2 separate regions of the Homo sapiens genome follow, and region 1 is linked to region 2. A link is a loop called in an ENCODE intact Hi-C map of the cell type or tissue named here. Cell type or tissue: PC-3. All regions are shown on one strand. Links, peaks and the distances in the headings refer to the core of each region. The heading gives the core; the rest is flanking DNA.

Evidence for each region. A loop is a pair of places that touch in the nucleus more often than their neighbours do. Peaks named below come from ENCODE experiments on the same cell type or tissue, not always from the same donor. Only the 100,000 strongest peaks of a DNase experiment are listed, where the experiment ranks them.
Region 1: it touches region 2 in a loop (2.6-fold over the local background); 1 of 110 quality-filtered maps calls a loop at or near these places.

Annotation. Positions count from the first base shown.
Region 1 is chr2:63,280,179-63,284,677 of GRCh38, forward strand. All of the region lies in intron 13 of WDPCP (WD repeat containing planar cell polarity effector), which reads right to left. Among named protein-coding and RNA genes, the nearest start is that of OTX1, 230 kb to the left of the region's middle. In PC-3, for the core only: no CTCF peak of the experiment used is centred there; no DNase peak of the experiment used is centred there.
Region 2 is chr2:63,216,642-63,221,140 of GRCh38, forward strand. The region is part of intron 14 of WDPCP (WD repeat containing planar cell polarity effector); the gene reads right to left. Among named protein-coding and RNA genes, the nearest start is that of OTX1, 170 kb to the left of the region's middle. RefSeq lists a silencer at 2,499-2,699. In PC-3, for the core only: no CTCF peak of the experiment used is centred there; a DNase peak (open chromatin) is centred at 2,690; H3K27ac peaks cover 612 bases.

The DNA.
Region 1 (4,499 bases), core at 226-4,225, 63 kb after region 2:
AAGACATACCCAAAAGTGGGAACAAAAAGAAGTTTAATTGGACTTACAGCTCCATATGGCTGGGGAGGCCTCAGAATCATGACAGGAGGTGAAAGGCACTTCTTACATGGCCGAGGCAAGAGAAAAAATGAGGAAGAAGCAAAAACGGAAACCACTGATAAACCCATCAGATCTTGTGAGACTTATTCACTATCACAAGAATAGCATGAGACAGACCGACCCCCATGATTCAATTACCTCCCCATGGGTCCCTCCCACAACACGTGGGAATTCTGGGAGATACAATTCAAGTTGAGATTTGGGTGGGGACACAGCCAAACCATATCAAGCCCACAGAGCCAAAGCAAGACAAAGCAAAAAGAACAAATCTGGAAGCATCACATTACCCAACTTCAAACCATACCCTAAGACTACAGTCACCAAAACAGCATGGTACTGGTATAAAAATAGGCACATAGACCAATGGAACAGAATAAATAACCCAGAAATAAAGGCAAATATTTACAGCTAACTGATCTTCAACAAAGCAAACAAATACATAAAGTGAGGAAAGGACACCCGTTTCAATAAATGGTGCTGGGATAATTGGCTAGCTACATGCAGAAAATGAAACTGGATTATCATCTCTTACTTTATACAAAAATCAACTCAAGATGGATTGAAGTCTTAAATCTAAGACCTGAAACTATAAAAATTCTAGAAGATAACATCAGAGAAACCCTTCTAGACAGTGGCTTAGGCAAAGACTTCATGACTACAACCCAAAAGCAAATGAAACAAAAACAAAGATAAGTAGATGGGACTTAATTAAACTAAAAAAGTTTTTCTGCACTGGAAAAGAAATAATCAGCAGAGTTAACAGACAACCCACAGAAAGGGAGAAAATCTTCACAATCTATACATCTAACGAAGGACTAATATCCAGAATCTACAAAGAACTCAAATCAGCAAGAAAAAAAAACCCAACAATCCCATAAAAAAAGTAGGCTAAGGACATGAATAGACAATTCTCAAAAGAAGATAAACAAATGGCCAACAAGCATATGGGAAAATGCTTAACATCACTAATTATCAGGGTAACGCAAATCAAAACCACAATGTGATACCACTTTACTTCTGCAAGAATGGCCATAATAAAAGAATTTTTTAAAAAAATGTTGGTGTGGATGTGGTGAAAAGGGAACACTTTTACACTGTTGGTGGGAATGTAAACTAGTACAACCACTGTGGAAAACAGTGTGGAGATTCTGTGAAGAACTAAAAGTAGAACTACCATTTGATCCAGAAATCCCACTACTGGGATCTGCTCAGAGGAAAAGAAGTCATTATACAAAAAAGATACTTGCACCTGCATGTTTATAGTAGCAAAATTTGCAATTGCAAAAATATGGAACCAGTCCAAATACCAATCAACGAGCGGATAAAGAAAATGTGATATATATATACTATGGAATACTACTCAGCCATAAAAAGGAATTGAATAATGGCATTTGCAGCAACCTGGATGGAATTGGAGACTATTATTCTAAGTGAAGTAACTCAGGAATGGAAAACTAAACATCGTATGTTCTCACTCACAAGTGGGAGCTAAGCTATGACGACACAATATTGTAAGAATGATACAATGGACTTTGGAGACTCAGAGAAAATGGTGGGGGTGCGGTGAATGATAAAAGACTTCAAATTGGGTATAATGGACACTACTTGGGTGATGGGTGCACCAAAATCTCAGAAATCACCACTAAAGAACTTATTCATGTAACCAAACACAACCTGTTTCCCTAAAACCTATTGAAATAAAAAAAAAATAAAATGAACCATACCACCCAAAGCAATCTACAGATTCACTGCAATCCTTATCAAAATATCAATGACATTCTTCACAGAAATAGATAAAATAATCCTAAAAGTATTATAGAACCACAAACAACTCTAAATACCAAAGCAATGTGAGCAAAAAGACCAAAGCTGAAGGCACGCTACTAAAATATAATACAAAGTTATGGTAACCCAAAAAGCATGGAACTGGTATAAAAACAGACATGGGCTCGGGCGCAGTGGCTCACGCCTGTAATCCCAGCACTTTGGGAGGCTGAGGCAGGTGGATCATGAGGTTAGGAGTTCAAGACCAGCCTGGCCAACATGGTGAAACCCTGTCTCTACTAAAAATACAAAAATTAGCTGGGCGTGGTGGTGCGTACCTGTAGTCCCAGCTACTCAGGAGGCTGAGGCAAGAGAATTGCTTGAACCTGGGAGGCAGAGGTTGCAGTGAGCCGAGATCGCGCCACTGCACTCCAGCCTGGGCGACAGAGCGAGACTCTGTCTCATAAATAAATAAACAAACAAACAGACACATAGATCGATGGAACAGAATAGAGAACTCAGAAAGAAATCTACATCTTTACAGCCAACTGATTTATAAAACATAGATTAAAATTGGATCTCTCTGAATGTAATTTTTTTGATGATGTTACTTTACAGCCATATACATTTTTACATAATTATAAAATAAATAAAAGTGAAAGGCAGTTCTCAATAATCAGAAGCAAAATTAACTAAATGAACTTAGTAGTATAGTGGTCCCTCAGTATTAATGAGGGATTTGTCTCATGACTTCCCCCACCCCCAAGAATACCAAAATCTACTGATATTCATGTCCTTTATATAAAATGGCCTGGCATTTCCACATAACCTACACACATATTCCCAAAACACTTTAAATCATCTCTTGATTACTTATAACACTTACTATAATTCCTACACATTATTTCTTTAATGTGGATTCAACATAGCGTTTGGCTTGGGAAAAATTGAAGTTTTGCTTTTTGGAATTTCGTGGAATTTTTTTTTCTGAATGTTTTTGATCCATGGTTGGTGGAATCCATGGATGGGGAACTAACAGATATAGTGGCCTGACTGTGTATCAAATTTGTGGCATAACTTTATGAAGAACATGATTTCAAGTCACTTTAAAATATAAATGTTTTTTAATCGCTTGTGGGATGCATTTACAAAGAAAAGAACTGCAAAGAAATCTTAGAATTTTTTTTTAAGAGGTTTTGCTATATTGCCCAGGCTGGCCTCAAAGGCCTGGGCTCAAGCAATCCGCCTGCCTGAAGCCCCTTGCGTCACTAGGATTACAGGTGCATGCCACCACACCCAGCTTTTGGAATGCTTTTATAATTTTACAAGTAGGATTAATATTTGTATAATTATTCAAACATTCTATAAACATTGTATATATGTTGATAAAGCGCAGCCTGTGAGCCAAATACAGCCTATGACCAGTTCTTGTAAATAAAGTTTTATTAGAACGTAGCCATACTTATTTGTTTACATATTGCCGATGGCTGTTTCTGAGCTGCAGTGGCAGAGTTGAATAGTTGTGACAGAGACTGTGGCCTGCAGAGCCTGAAGTATTTACTATCTGGCCTTTACAAAAAAAGTTTGCCAACCTCTGTTCTAGCTCTTTCTCCAATACAATAACACGCTCAGGACAAGCACAGCATCCCAAATCTAAAAATCCAAAATGCTTCAAAATCTGTAACATTTTGAGTACTTTGGAATTAGGGTTGTGACTTTTTGTCTGTAATTCCGTATCACTGGCACTAAGGTTCTAAACAGTGCTAGGGCAGTGCTGTATATTATGACCAACGAGGTAGTTGTGTTGTTTCGATTCTGTTTGCTCCTGTATCTTAGGAGTAACTTAGAGAACAATGAGGAATTCTAATGAGGAATGAAGGTGATACAAAGCTGAGAGGATTTATCAGTAAAGGCCAGTGCAACAAAAATACTAAACAAGGTTATTCAGTCAAAAAAGAAAATATATCGGATAGATACTTGGAATGATATAAAGGAATGAAGAGTACCAAAATGGTAAATACATGGGTACATATAAAAGACTTTTTTTTTTACATTAAAAACTAGGAGCAAAAACAGTTTCAATGTATTATGGCATGTATTATATATAAAAGTGAAATTAATAACAATAGCACAGAAGATAGGAGGAATGAATATATACTGTTGTCATGTTCTTACACTATCCATGAAGTGGTATATTATTTGAAAGCAGATGGTTATAACTTAAACATGCATAAAGTAGTCCCCCCTTACCTGTGGGGGGTCCCCAGTGGATGCCTGAAAGCATGGATAATACTGAATCCTATATATACTGTGCATGGTTTTATTTTTCCTTCTTCACAATTTCATGGACAGAAAATGTTCTAACCATATATCTTAGCAACCTCAGCATATGATTTTTTAATCTTTCCTTATTATGTTGAGAACTTGCACATTTTCTTTTAAATTAAGCACTTTAAAAAGGTTTCTCTTTGGTATATCCGAATTGTCAGAATTACTACTTTTGAGCTTTGGGGCCATAATTTGGCAAACTAAAGGTAACTTGAACACAAGCACTGTAATAGTTTTACAGTTGATATAATAACTAAGATGGCTACTAAGTGACAAATGGGCAGGTAGCTGTATAAAGTATGAATATG
Region 2 (4,499 bases), core at 264-4,263:
GGCACATGATACATATGTAACAAATCTGCACATTGGGTACATGTACCCTAGAACTTACTTAAAGTTTAATAAAAAAAAAACTAAAAAAAAATAAATAAAATAGTTAATGTAGAACATGGCCAAACTTAATTTTTTTCCTAAAAATTTATTAGCTTAGGAAATTTTTTAATGAAGTAAATGGAACAAAAGGTTTTATACTGAAAACTGATGTTTTCTACTAAGGACTACTATAATGAAAATGTGGTCTAAAGACACTGAATTGGGTTCACCTGAAAGAAATATTTTAAATGGCATTACTTCCAATAATTATTCTGGCAATTGGTAGGATTCTTGAACCTATCAAATACTTTAAACAAAATTTAAAAAAATACCTCAGTGATACGTTTTTCCTTTGAAGCATAGGTACAGTCTATAAATCAAGAACCAAAACAATCTGTTAGAACAGGGTTCACCAAACTAAGTTCAGACAAAATCCAGGCTGATGCCTGTTAGTCTTTAACTTTTGAGGTAAGAATGGTTTTTACTTTTTAATGGTTGGAAAAACATCAAAAGAATTTTCTGAGATCTGTCAATGTTATATAGAATTTATATTTATGTCCATAAATTCAGTTTTATTGAACTCAGCCTTGATTATTCATTTATCTATCATCTATGGCTGCTTTTGGACTACAAGGGCAGAGTCAAGTAGTTGTGACAGAAACTGTGTGGCCCACAAAACCTAAAATACTATCTGGCCCTTTACAGAAAAATAAATTGCCTACCTCTGCTTTAAAATATTTCATTAATCTGGAAAAGCTGGGTGTATTAGTATCATGAGTTTTAAATCCTTGACCTTAGTATTATTTAGGTTCTAACAGAGTGATCAAAGAAATAATTGGTTTGATCCTCAATTAGGAAAATTTTTCATTTTCATTCATGATTTAGGTACATTCTTGAGACCAACAAATAAAGTATTTGAAATAGCTTTCTTTCTCCTGAACTAAAACTTTACCTCTCAGCTGTCATCTTAGAGTAAAAGGGAAGACTAACATATCATTTTGTGCTGAGCCACATAATTAATGGACCAGTGCACACATTGATGGGTTTAGATGAAAAGCGACTGAAATTTGAACTATTAGCTTTCTCTTTCTTGTTACTTCAAAACTAGTTTGGGCTTTAAACATCGACTTACAGGTGTTTATCTTTTCTTAGTTGTCAGATAAATGGGGTTCCTGAGACATCATTTTGCAGTTTGGTCCACCTCAAAAAGAAAAACCCAAGAATCCCACAATTGAACTCCTTGATAAAGATTAGGCTATTTAAGGTTGTCCCCTTAAGGTTGCCTCTGTGGAGATATCCTTCAGAAATGAAAAATTTGAAGTATCATTATTGAGTACTAATTTACTGAGCAGTTATACAGAATGCTCTTTACCTTAAAATTTGAGTACTAATGAGAATTCAATTTGATAATTTATGGTAAATGGATTAAAACCTTTAATACTTATCTAAAAGCTATACATTTGAATTACTACCCTTATTGAAATTTAGACCACAAAAATTATTTTGTTTTAAGTAAAGTTTCTGGTCAGTGAAGGAGGGGATTATGGGGCATTTTTATTGAATATATTATGCTTTCCTGTACTGTATGAATTTTACAAATGAATATATATTACTTTTATTAGAAATATGATAGCGTTATCTTATATTCAGGAAGGGATATTAGCACTATTAATAAAAGTCAAACTAATATTTGTTTTCATGCCTTATTTCAGTTCAGAACTGTACAGTTGTAAGAAAAGTATGATGGGAACATATATGTGTTTCTGTTTAATATCTTAAAGTTAAATTGGATGTTTCTCATAAAATACAGCATGCTTTAAAATACAGATTGTTCTTTTATTTATTTATTTTATTATTATTATTATTTGAGACGGAGCCTCGCTCTGTTACCCAGGCTGGAGTGCAGTGGCCCTATCTCGGCTCATTGCAACCTCCGCCTCCCGGGTTCAAGCGATTCTCCTCCATCAGCCTCCTGAGTAGCTGGGACTAAAGGCGTGCGACACTACGCCCAGCTAATTTTTGTATTTTTTTAGTAGAGACAGGGTTTCACCATGTTGGTTGGCCAGGATGGTCTTGATCTCTTGACCTCATGATCTGCCCACCTCGGCCTCCCAAAGTGCTGGGATTACAGGTGTGAGCCACTGCAGCTAGCGAAAATACAGATTGTTCTATAGTTCTTTTTAGATACTAAAAATCTCCAATGAAGTTTTTGTTATTAATTGCAATTTTAATTCAGTATATAGGGTTAATAGTATGTTTTAAAATATGGCTTAAAACCTGACACAAAACAATAGAATGCTTTTCTTTGTCCTCAACCTGAAATACGTGCTGAACTACAATGAAGGCTGAGTTAGCTAATTATGATGTTTAAATATACAATTTACATGTATGCATAGTGTCATAAATCTTTGCAATGCTCTTTACTATTAGGGTTTGTTATTTAGTATTTTCCAGATGGATGCTTTTACGAGCCAAAACATAGGAACATTTTCTGAATTCACCTCTGGGCATTAAGACAAAAGAAGTAGAGGTATTATAACCTGACTTGTTTGAAACATCACTATGCTACTCTGAATGACAGTTTACAATTTACAAGTAGGGTGTGGCTAAAAAAGTCACTGAAGCAGACATAAGCATAGGTTTTCCCTCATACATACTTCCGGCCTGTCAGTCATGCCTCTCAAATGCTTTGTTGCACAGGCATGCCAATAAGTAAAACCACATTTTATCAGTTTTGTGCCCAAAGGCTTTTAAAAGGCCATGCAACCATATCAGTGTTTGAAAACCCCAGATTAAAGTTGAAGTCCTCAAGCAGATACTTTTCTTCCATTTAAAAGAGTAGTCTTGTATTTTCTTAAAGTGATTGATGTAAGAATGATAAAAACTTAATATTTTAACAAAATTGTTAAAACTTTGGTTATTTATCTTGCTTCCAACATTTTCTATAATTTTTACACATCTAAAAAATTCTAATGTGAATGAATTAAAATATGTATCATTTTCACTGAATGTATGCATATTAAGATATAGTAAAAACAGGCCGGACACGGTGGCTCACGCCTGTAATCCCAGCATTTTGGGAGGCTGAGGCGGGCAGATCACGAGGTCAGGAGTTCGAGACCAGCCTGGCCAACCAATATGGTGAAACCCAATCTCTACTGAAAATACAAAAATTAGCCGGGGGTGGTGGCAGCACCTATAGTCCCAGCTACTCGGGAGACTGAGGCAGAAGAATCGCTTGAACCCAGGAGGCAGAGGTTGCAGTAAGCCAAGATCGCGCCACTGCAATCCAGCCTGGGCGACAGAGTGAGGCTCTGTCTCCCAAAAAAAAATAAAAAATAAAAAGGTATAGTAAAAACACAACAAACAACAAAAGCCTTTGGCGACATTGACTGCACCTCCTTCTTCTGCTACCTGAAATATGTCATCCTTAAGTTTTAACTTAAAGGCATAGATTTGGGTAGCTGAAGCCAGATTTTAAGCCAATAAAAGTTGCACATGTATTTTAGCACTTTCTGGTTTTAGAAAACTGATTGATTCCCATTATCATCAATTTCAGAGCTGGCCATGGAGTTTTTGAGAATTTGTTAGCTTCTGGGATTGGAGAATGGGGTGAGAACTTAATGAGAGAAGTAGGGATCAGCAGAAAAAGAGAAGGGGGCTAAATCTGACTGAACATAAACAACTCTAGGCTGAATATTAGGTGGTTGGTTACATCTGTGACCCTGAATGGCTCTAGGAAATGTTTAGCTAAAATTGATAGTATGGATATGTTTTGGAGGAAAATGGTGTCTCCAACTTGGATTATGTCTTCTGATAACTACTGTTTATTGCTTGGCATATTAGAAGGTTTACTCTGAGTCGTTGTAGTTTTTTTTTGTCTGAAGTTCTTTCTAGCTGTCGATTGGCAAGGGTTTGTGAAATTACCCAGTAGTGCAGACAAAATGCAGGTATGGAAGTTAAAGTTACTATGCAGTGATGTATAAATGAATGTAGTACATTATTATATGCATATTTTTCTTTTTTTAAATTTAATTTAAAGTTCCAGGATACACGTGCAGGATGTGCAGGTTTGTTACATAGGTAAACATGTGCCATGGTGGTTTGCCTATCAACCCATCACCTAGGTACTAAGCCCTGCATGCATTAGCTATATTTATCCTGATGCTCTCCCTCCCCCTGCCCACCAAAAGGCCCCAGTGTGTGTTGTTCCCCTCCCTGTGTCCATGTGTTCTCATTGTGCACCTCCCATTTACAAGTGACAACATGTAGTATTTGGTTTTCTGTTCCTGCATTAGTTTGCTAAGGATAATGGCTTTCAGCTCCATCCCTGTCCCTCAAAGGACATGATCCTATTCTTTTTATGGCTGTATAGTATTCCATGTTGTGTATGTACCACATTTTCTTTATCCAGTCTATCATTGATGGGCATTTGGGTTGATTCCATGTCTTTGCTATTG